2 separate regions of the Mus musculus genome follow, and region 1 is linked to region 2. The links are chromatin contacts, found by Hi-C or POLR2A ChIA-PET in ENCODE. All regions are on one chromosome and are shown on one strand. Each heading gives the region's core, a stretch centred on a gene start or an enhancer-like site at or near the end of the contact. The rest is flanking DNA. Distances are from core to core; before and after follow the strand shown.

Region 1 (4,130 bases), core at 934-3,433, 670 kb before region 2:
TACTACCGTATCCTGAAGAACCCTGTGATTTTTAAGTAGTTTTATGTTGCCTGCAGAGGTTGAGCCTAGACAGGACGGCCAGGAGGAGGTGAGCCCCGGCTAGCCAGGAGCTTCCACCTGCCCCTCCCTATTTTCATTACTAAGCTCATTACTACAGAGTACACCAGAGGCTCGCCAGACCTCTAAACAACTCTCCAGAACTCCGTTTTAATATACAACACAAAAGGCTGTGGCCTTGATTGGGAAATCAGCCACCTCCAAAGAAAGGGAAGGGCTTTTCCCAAGAATGTACACAAGATAACTAAAATGTGCCTAAACTAGGTATAGTGGCACCATGCCTTCAATCCCAGCATTCAGGAGGCAGAGGCAGGCGGGTCTGAGTTTGAGGCCAGTCTGGTCTACAGAGCCAGTCCCAGGACAGCCAGGGCTACAAAGAGAAACCCTGTCTGGGGGGGAGGGGGGGGGCGGGGATTCTATTGTTGTAAATAACAGTGCAAGTGCATGAATTCATCGCTATAGATATAAACCATGGGGAAGGAGGGACTGATCTATAGATGGAGCCAGTAGGGAAAGTCTGGGAAGCTCAGCAGAGTAAGCGCGCCCATCCACCTGCCTGCGGTGGCATTTACTCTTCCTGCTGCTCACAATTTAGAAAACACTAGTGAAACCAGCCCAGACCTTAGGAACTGTGTGACTTTAGGAAACTTACTTCCCTTTAGTGTTCCTGGTAAGGAAGCACAGGACGACATGTAAAAAGCAGTTTAGCCATGAGCCAGGTGATCAACGAGCATTGATTTTTTTTTACCCTCTTCTCTACTCAGAATATTCATCTTATCAGCTCAAAAAATAAATATCAAGCGGAGTGTGGTGGTACCCGGGCTTACAGCCTTCGCGAAGCAGAGACAGGCGGATCTCTGTGAGTCTGAGGCCAGCCTGGTCTACATATGAACTCTAGGGCAGACAGGGCTAGGGGATGATGTCTCCGAAACAAAAGCAAAATCCAAGGAATTTGAAAGACGGAGATTAACCTAGGTCTGAGAGAAAAGTTTTACGCGGAAAAACCAAAGTTCGGAGTTTAAGTGGCATCTGAGAGACTCCCGGGCCTCAGTTGGTTTTTGTTTTGTTTTGTTTTTTTGTCTTTATACTTAGTTACATTCTATCTCTATCACTGTGGCCCTGCAGAGACTGTCAGTACGACCATCCGGAGTCAACTGGAGCTTCCTTTCCTGAGTTCCACCAAAACACCCCCACTGCCCAGTAAAGGCAGCCAGGGATTTAACACATGCTCGCACTGTTCTTAACTTTAAACAGGTAAAGGGGGGGGGGCGTGAAAGTGCGCATCCTTGAGCCTTCCTACATACTAAGACGGGAAAATCCAATTTTATTTTAATTTAAAAGGGACTAGAACTAACTCTACACAAAGCAAAGGCGGGACAAGAAAGAAACAATGTCGCACATCCAGGAGGGGTTCCGTAAATCCGGCCCATACAGGGCAAGCCTGATCACAGGTGAAGAGAGATCTTATCCAGTCAGTAGCTTGCCCCGGGGAAAGGCCCCACATCCCTGGAGGACTGCGCATCGTGAGGTCCTCAGAGCTCGTCAGCCCCCGACCCTGGCCTGGAGGAAGTGCCTTCTCCTCCTGGCCACCCCCATGGCCCGGGTTCCGGGCGCGGCGCGGGCTCCGGGCGGGTCCCGCCTCCTCCGCTCCTAGCCGGGGCCCGGCCGGGGGCTCGGCTCTTTTAGCCAATGGGCGCCGCGCTCCGGCCCCCTCCCCCGCGCGGGAGGAGCCGCCGAGGTCGTGCGCGACGTGCGGCGCCTGGGCCCCTGATCCGCGGCCCCCGCCCCGACCGCGTGAAGCGCGCGGCGGCTGCGTGAGGAAGCGGGGACTCGGACAGGCGCCCCGGCCCGCGCTCGGCAGCACATCCCTACCCGGGACTCCCAGCCCCGTTACTCACCTTGCTGCTGGGATCCATGGCCGCGCTGCGCTCGAAGCTCTAGCTGTGCCGGCTGCGAGACGGAGAACGGACGCGCTGTAACTATGCGTCTCCCGCCAGACCTCCACGCCCTGACGCACTTAAGACCCCGTAGCTCAGATCGTCACTCTACAAGCAAGCCTCTGCTCTTGGGGGAGAGCGCGCGGAGCTGCCTTTTTATAGGACCGCCGCCATTGGTTCTGGGGTGTAGGTGGGCCCGAAGGGGGCGGGGCCTGGGGAGCACGTCCGGGGCGGGACTCTGAGAGGCGTGGTTCTGTGGGGAGGTGGGGAGGGACGGAGGGCTACTGACCACAGTCTGGCTCTGGATGCTAGAACCTGCAGTCCCAGGGTGTGCGGGGCACCCGTTGGGGGCGCTCGCTGTGTGGCTCTGAGCTGGTTTGCACACCTCTCTGAGTCTCAATGGCCACTAGCAAAATGGTAGCGCTTGGTGCGGGGCTGTAAGCCAGCGCTAGGACTCTGGCTTCCTCACTAGGCTGCCGGATAACTTTGGTAGACTAGTCATAATAATAGTACAACCTCCTGGGTTATTAGGAAGATTAAACGAGTTAGTATTTGGATGGTGTTTACAACCGCGTGTGTTATGTGTAAAGTGGCATTAAGTTCATTAGAGAGACCACGGGAGGTCTGGCTCCGAAGCTGAATTCTCTCTCCTTGCTCCGTGTTCCTGTGCCCAAGGCCAAGCTCCTCTTTTGCTCCTAGACACCATGCCCACCACTTCTCTAAGCTGTAAAACCACCACCTCCCTCCATTTCTGACTTTATGGTGACACCTAAGTGTGAAGACCAGAGAGGCTGGGTGTCTAAATGGTTAAGGACATAGAACACCTTGGCATTGAACCAGCTCACCTATAAACCGCCTCTAGCTGGTCCTGGGCAAGCTCCCAGCCAATGAGCAGCGGGTTTCTCCTGGATAAAATGAGATTTGTTATCAAACCCTGGGCTATGAGAATTACAGGTGAGCTCCTGGAGTGGTGAGTAGGACAGTCAATAGCCTCTGTGGTCCCTCCAGTCCATGTCCCATCTAGGTTCACCTGAAGGGGGGATCTGGGAGAAATGACTTTCTGTTAGAGACAGGAAGCTGAGCTGTGTGCCAGGTGCTGGCCTAGGAGGGCACCCTAATTGAGCATGGACCCCTGAAAAGTAAAGCATGTGGAACTGGTGAGTCTGGGGTTCCCCTTCTCCTCTCTCCTGATCACCACTTTGCCCCCCCCCCCCCGAGTTTCTTCTGCTGACTGCAAGACCTGCCTCCTCTGCTCTTGCTTTCTCCAACCCTGGACCTGTTTCTTTCCTTCAATACATATGATGCAGGGCTGGAACAAGGCCCAAGCCTGGTCTCCCAGGCCCTTTCTTAGGGTACCAGTTCACAAATTCAGTCGCCCCCATTATAGAACTGCATGCCTATATCTCAGCCAACAAGTCACCAATCAGCCATCTTTTTTCTCCTCTATGACGGACGGTCCCGTGCTAGTCAGTGTCCCTAGGACAGAAGCATGAGAGTCTGTTGCTAGCTTCAGGGAGTCCCCAAGCTGGAGGGACAGGGAGAGGGGCAGTGTAAACCATATCAAGGATGAATACAGGGTAAGTCTCCAGAGAGAAGTGTGTGTGTGTGTGTGTGTGTGTGTGTATGTGTGGCTCTTTGGGAAGAGGGAGGTGATGCAGAGCAGGGTTTGGAAGGTAGTTCAATAGGTGGCTAGATTATGAAGGCCATTCTTGACAGAAGATTAGATACAAAGGTGGCAGACAGAATGATTCAAAAAGATGGAGAATCTTTAGATAGCCTCTGAACCACAAGCTTCAGATGCTGGAGTCCCAGCTCTGCCGTTTACTTGCCAAACATCTGCACGCATCTCTTCTCAGCTTCAAAACCCACATCCATCTCTAAAATGGGTCTAATAGTCTCCTCCTGATTTGAATAAGGGTTTCTCAAAGTAATTACACTAATACTTCTGGTTGTGCTTTGTTTTGTTGAGACAGGGTTTCACTATAGAGCCCTGGCTGCCCTGGAACTCATTATGTAGACCAGGATGGCTTCAGATTCACAGAGATCCACTCTCCTACCAAATGCTGGGATTAAAGGCTTGTGCTACCAGATTCTGCACTAATTGTTGGTGTCAGCATTTCAGCCCAGTCCCATGGT
Region 2 (4,489 bases), core at 1,225-3,724:
GTGACACACACCTTTAATCCCAGCACTCCGAAGGCAGACACATTTGAGTTCGAGGTCAGCCTGGTTTACACAGTGAGTTATAGGACAACCAGTGCTACACAAAACCTTGTCTCAAAAAAAAAAAAAAAAAAAAAAAAAAAAAAAAAAAAAAAAAGAAGAAGAAGGAAAAAGAAGGGCTGGTGAGATGGCTCAGTGGGTAAGAGCACCTGACTGCTCTTTCGAAGGTCCAGAGTTCAAATCCCAGCAACCACATGGTGGCTCACAACCACCCGTAACAAGATCTGACTCCCTCTTCTGGAGTGTCTGAAGACAACTATAGTGTACTTACATATAATAATAAAATAAATCTTAAAAAGTTCAAGGTCTTCCTAAACTATGTGGAGTTCAAGGCCAGCCTGGCTACATGAGAGTGTGTTTCCAAAATATGTACGTAAACTGTTTTAATGCAGTAGTTAGCAGATGATCAACTAGTAATTATTATTTGTATTAATGTTGTTTTACCTTTGTGCATATTCATGTAAGTCACTAAAGCCCTGCACTAAATGGGAGTCACCTAGATCCTAGATCCTTCCTTTTTTTGTTTTTGGTTTTTCGAGACAGGGTTTCTCTGTATAGCCCTGGCTGTCCTGGAACTCACTTTGTAGACCAGGCTGGCCTCGAACTCAGAGATCAACCTACCTCTGCCTCCCAAGTCCTGGGATTAAAGGTGTGCTCCACCACTGCCTGGCGCTTTTTTTTTTTTTTTTTTTTTTTTTTTTTTTTTGAAAAAAGAATTTAGACTGACCAATTCAGAGTCTGCCATTTATTTATTTATTTATTTATTTATTTATTTTTTTTTTTCGAGACAGGGTTTCTCTGTGTAGCCCTGGCTGTCCTGGAACTCACTTTGTAGACCAGGCTGGCCTCGAACTCAGAAATCCGCCTGCTTCTGCCTCCCAAGTGCTGGGATTAAAGGCGTGCGCCACCACGCCCGGCGCTTTTTTTTTTTTTTTTTAATGTTTTTTATTGTCACCAGAAGGAAGAGGTGCGCTGTGGGTGCAGAGATCAAAGGGCCACTTTTTTTTTTTTAAAGTGTGTATGTGTTTTGCCTACATCTATGTCTGTATACCTCATGCACACCTGATGCTGGCAGAGGCCAGGGAAGGCACTGGATCCCCTGGGACTACAGTAATAGATCTTGAATACCTATATTGGGCGCCGGGAACTGAACCCTAGGTAATCTGGAAGAGCATCTAGCGATAACAGCTAAGCCATCATCTTTCTAACCTCCTTTCCGCTTTAAAATAATTTATTTTTATCGGGGAGGAGGGGTGTGTTTGTGTGCCATCTGTATGCTGGTTCCATAAGAGGGCATCGATGCCCTGGAGCTGGAGTTAGAGGTAGTTGTGCGCTGCCTGACAAAACCAAATTTTCTTCCCGTGGAAGAGCAAGAAGTTCTAACTGAGGCATCTCTCCAGGCCCCAGACCTGGATTCTTACCAACCTCTTTTTATGACCTTGGGCTAATTTCTTGTATTGCACCTTGGTTTTTCTATCAGCATAACCAGGTTCTTGGCCCAGCGTGGTGGCACACGCCTTAAATTCCACCGCATCTCTGAGATCCAGGGCAGTTTTTTCTACAAGGTGAATTCCAGGCCAGCCCGGACTGCATAGTGAGACCCTTGTCTGAAACAAACAAAATGGGTGTCGCTCTGGCAGATTATGTGCAACGGGGGTAAGGAGATCTCTAGGTCTCTGAAGAATCCTAAGTCCCACGGGAGTCCTCCACAGGATGTGATGTCCCCAAGAACAGCCTAACCTAATCTTCACGACGAAAGGCTGGAATTCTGATCATTGTTTTGACACACACACCCCTTCCTCTCACTTTGTGTTTGCAGAACCCCACACTGGTCCGCATACTTCCTTCCTAGCAGGGTTTCAGGCGCCCTCCCCATTCAGACTGCCACCTCCCCACCGTCTCTAACCAACTGGGTCCTCCGGGTTGAGGTTGAGTTTCTCTCTCTCTCTCTCTCTCTCTCTCTCTCTCTCTCTCTCTCTCTCTCTCTCTCTGTGTGTGTGTGTGTGTGTGAGAGAGAGAGAGAGAGAGAGAGAGAGAGAGAGAGAGAGAGAGAGAGAGAGAGAGAGAGAGAGAATGTGTGTATGTGTGAACGTGTGACCTAAGTACCACCCACAGGCTTCGATGTGACCTTTCAAAGATTCCCAGATGCTCTAACTGCCGGGCCCAACCCAGAGAGATGGCCGGCAGAGAGCGGATCCCGAGGACTAACTGTGCGGGACCCGCCCCCGTGTTCCGATTCGGGCTCCGATTCGGGCAGGGACGAAGGCTCCCAGAGATGGGTTCGGGATTTCCTTCCAAATGCTTGGTCGTCGCACTCTCGTGAGATTTGCTCCCGGAAGACCCGGCCCTCTTCAGTGTAGCGACCAATCGGCAAGGGCGACGGTTAAGACAGTTGGGTTTTGAAGGAGCCAATGAACGCTAGCAGCGGAGAGTTTAAGAACAACAGTCCGGCGTGTCCTTAGCTTGTCTGGAAAAGAACGCGTTCGGCAGGCGCACTGACGCGCTGCGAGGAGCTGGGGGTTTGTGTTCGGGAGAGCTGAGTACGGAGAGGGACCGGGCTGCTGCGAGCTGTGGCAGGCGGAGCCCAGGAGCCCGGCGAGGATCGCGCTTGGTCGCCTTTCGCCCCGGTAGCGGTGCCATGGCGCAGTTCGTGTTCGAGAGCGATTTGCACTCACTGCTTCAACTGGACGCACCCATCCCCAATGCCCCGGTTGCGCGCTGGCAGCGCAAAGCAAAGGAAGCCACAGGCCCAGCCCCCTCGCCCATGCGGGCCGCCAACAGATCACACAGCGCCGGGCGGACCCCGGGCCGAACTCCTGGTGAGTGGGTGGAGGGAGCTGGAATCGCTGAGAGTCCGTCTTCATGCTCCCTCCGGGAGCCTCGTCAGGCTGTCTGACTTCTCTCTCCCTGCCCCCAGGCAAATCTAGTTCCAAGGTTCAGACCACCCCTAGCAAACCTGGAGGTGACCGCTTTATCCCCCAACGCAGTGCTTCTCAAATGGAGGTGGCCAGCTTCCTCTTAAGCAAGGAAAACCAGCCGGAAGACAGGGGGACGCCCACCAAAAAGGTATGATTCCACAGGGGTCATGAGACTTGAGGTGTCTGTCCCCTGGCTGATACCGGTCTTCCTCCCCTCACTTGCCGTGTATTTCAGGAGCATCAGAAAGCCTGGTCTCTCAACCTGAACGGTTTTGATGTGGAGGAAGCCAAGATCCTCAGGCTCAGCGGCAAACCTCAGAATGCCCCAGAAGGTAAGGAGTGAGTGACATCATCGAGGCTGGTGTCAGTCCTTCCTAAGGGGAGACATGTGGCTGCTTTTCCACATGTGGATGGGTATCAGTTTCCAAGTCTAGACCCACTCTCTTGCCACAGGCTACCAGAACAGACTGAAAGTACTGTACAGTCAGAAAGCCACGCCTGGCTCCAGCAGGAAGACTTGCAGATACATCCCTTCTCTGCCAGACAGGATCCTTGATGCCCCCGAAATCCGGAATGACTACTGTGAGTGCACTGTTGTCTTTGCGGATGGAGAAAGATGGCCTAGGAATGGACCAGTCCAACAAAGGACCTCATGTTTTCTTCCTTCCCCTGGCAGACCTGAATCTTGTAGATTGGAGCTCTGGAAATGTATTGGCTGTGGCACTGGACAACAGTGTGTACTTATGGAACGCTGGTTCTGGTGACATCCTGCAGTTGTTGCAAATGGAGCAGCCTGGAGACTACATATCCTCGGTGGCCTGGATCAAGGAGGGCAACTACCTAGCTGTAGGCACCAGCAATGCTGAGGTCCAGGTGAGCCTGGTTGCCTGTATTGTGGCTCTGTGGTCACTGGGCTCAGGGGGGAGCTTGCCCACCTTACATCTGTGACCCTGTGGTCATTCCTCTGCAGCTCTGGGATGTGCAGCAGCAGAAACGACTTCGAAACATGACCAGTCACTCCGCTCGAGTAAGCTCCCTCAGTTGGAACAGCTATATCCTATCCAGGTCGGTGTTTTTCCCAGTCTATAGCAGAACCTTTCCGGTTTCTGCCATCCGGAACTAAATCTCTTCTTCTCTCAGTGGTTCACGGTCTGGCCACATCCACCACCATGATGTTCGGGTAGCAGAACACCATGTGGCCACACTGAGTGGCCATAGCCAGGAAGTATGTGGGCTTCGCTGGGCCCCAGATGGACGACATCTGGCAAGTGGTGGCAATGATAACATTGTCAACGTGTGGCCTAGTGGTCCTGGAGAAAGTGGATGGGCTCCCCTGCAAACATTCACTCAACATCAAGGCGCTGTCAAGGTGAGAAAGCATTTGAGCTGAGGTCTTTACAGACACTCAGCTATAAACGAGGGACTACTAAGAGGAGAGGACAAGGCGGGGTTGAGTTTAATTGTGACACTTAGAGTTGAGAGATGGTTTTGTCCACTGAGTATTCATAATAGAT

Evidence for each region. Hi-C counts contacts between places; a loop is a spot of excess contacts on that map. ChIA-PET counts read pairs that join two places held with the same protein, here RNA polymerase II (POLR2A).
Region 1: a loop to region 2 is called in a map of T-helper 2 cell, with 5 times the contacts of the local background. The contact joins the promoter of Slc2a1 here to the promoter of Cdc20 in region 2. A Hi-C loop is called at or near these places in 4 of 37 maps with a recorded cell type or tissue (T-helper 17 cell, T-helper 2 cell and regulatory T cell). POLR2A ChIA-PET finds 5 or more read pairs at or near these places in 1 of 5 experiments (embryonic stem cell).

Annotation. Positions count from the first base shown.
Region 1 is chr4:119,106,798-119,110,927 of GRCm38, reverse strand. It overlaps Slc2a1 (solute carrier family 2 (facilitated glucose transporter), member 1), which reads right to left and starts at 2,183. Exons shown (of 10, transcript NM_011400.3): 1 at 1,956-2,183. The coding sequence starts at 1,973. It overlaps Gm52706 (a long non-coding RNA gene), which reads left to right and starts at 2,179. Exons shown (of 2, transcript XR_003955269.1): 1 at 2,179-3,151.
Region 2 is chr4:118,435,328-118,439,816 of GRCm38, reverse strand. It overlaps Cdc20 (cell division cycle 20), which reads left to right and starts at 2,474. Exons shown (of 10, transcript NM_023223.2): 1 at 2,474-2,876; 2 at 2,975-3,123; 3 at 3,211-3,307; 4 at 3,429-3,557; 5 at 3,652-3,848; 6 at 3,946-4,040; 7 at 4,116-4,344. The coding sequence starts at 2,696.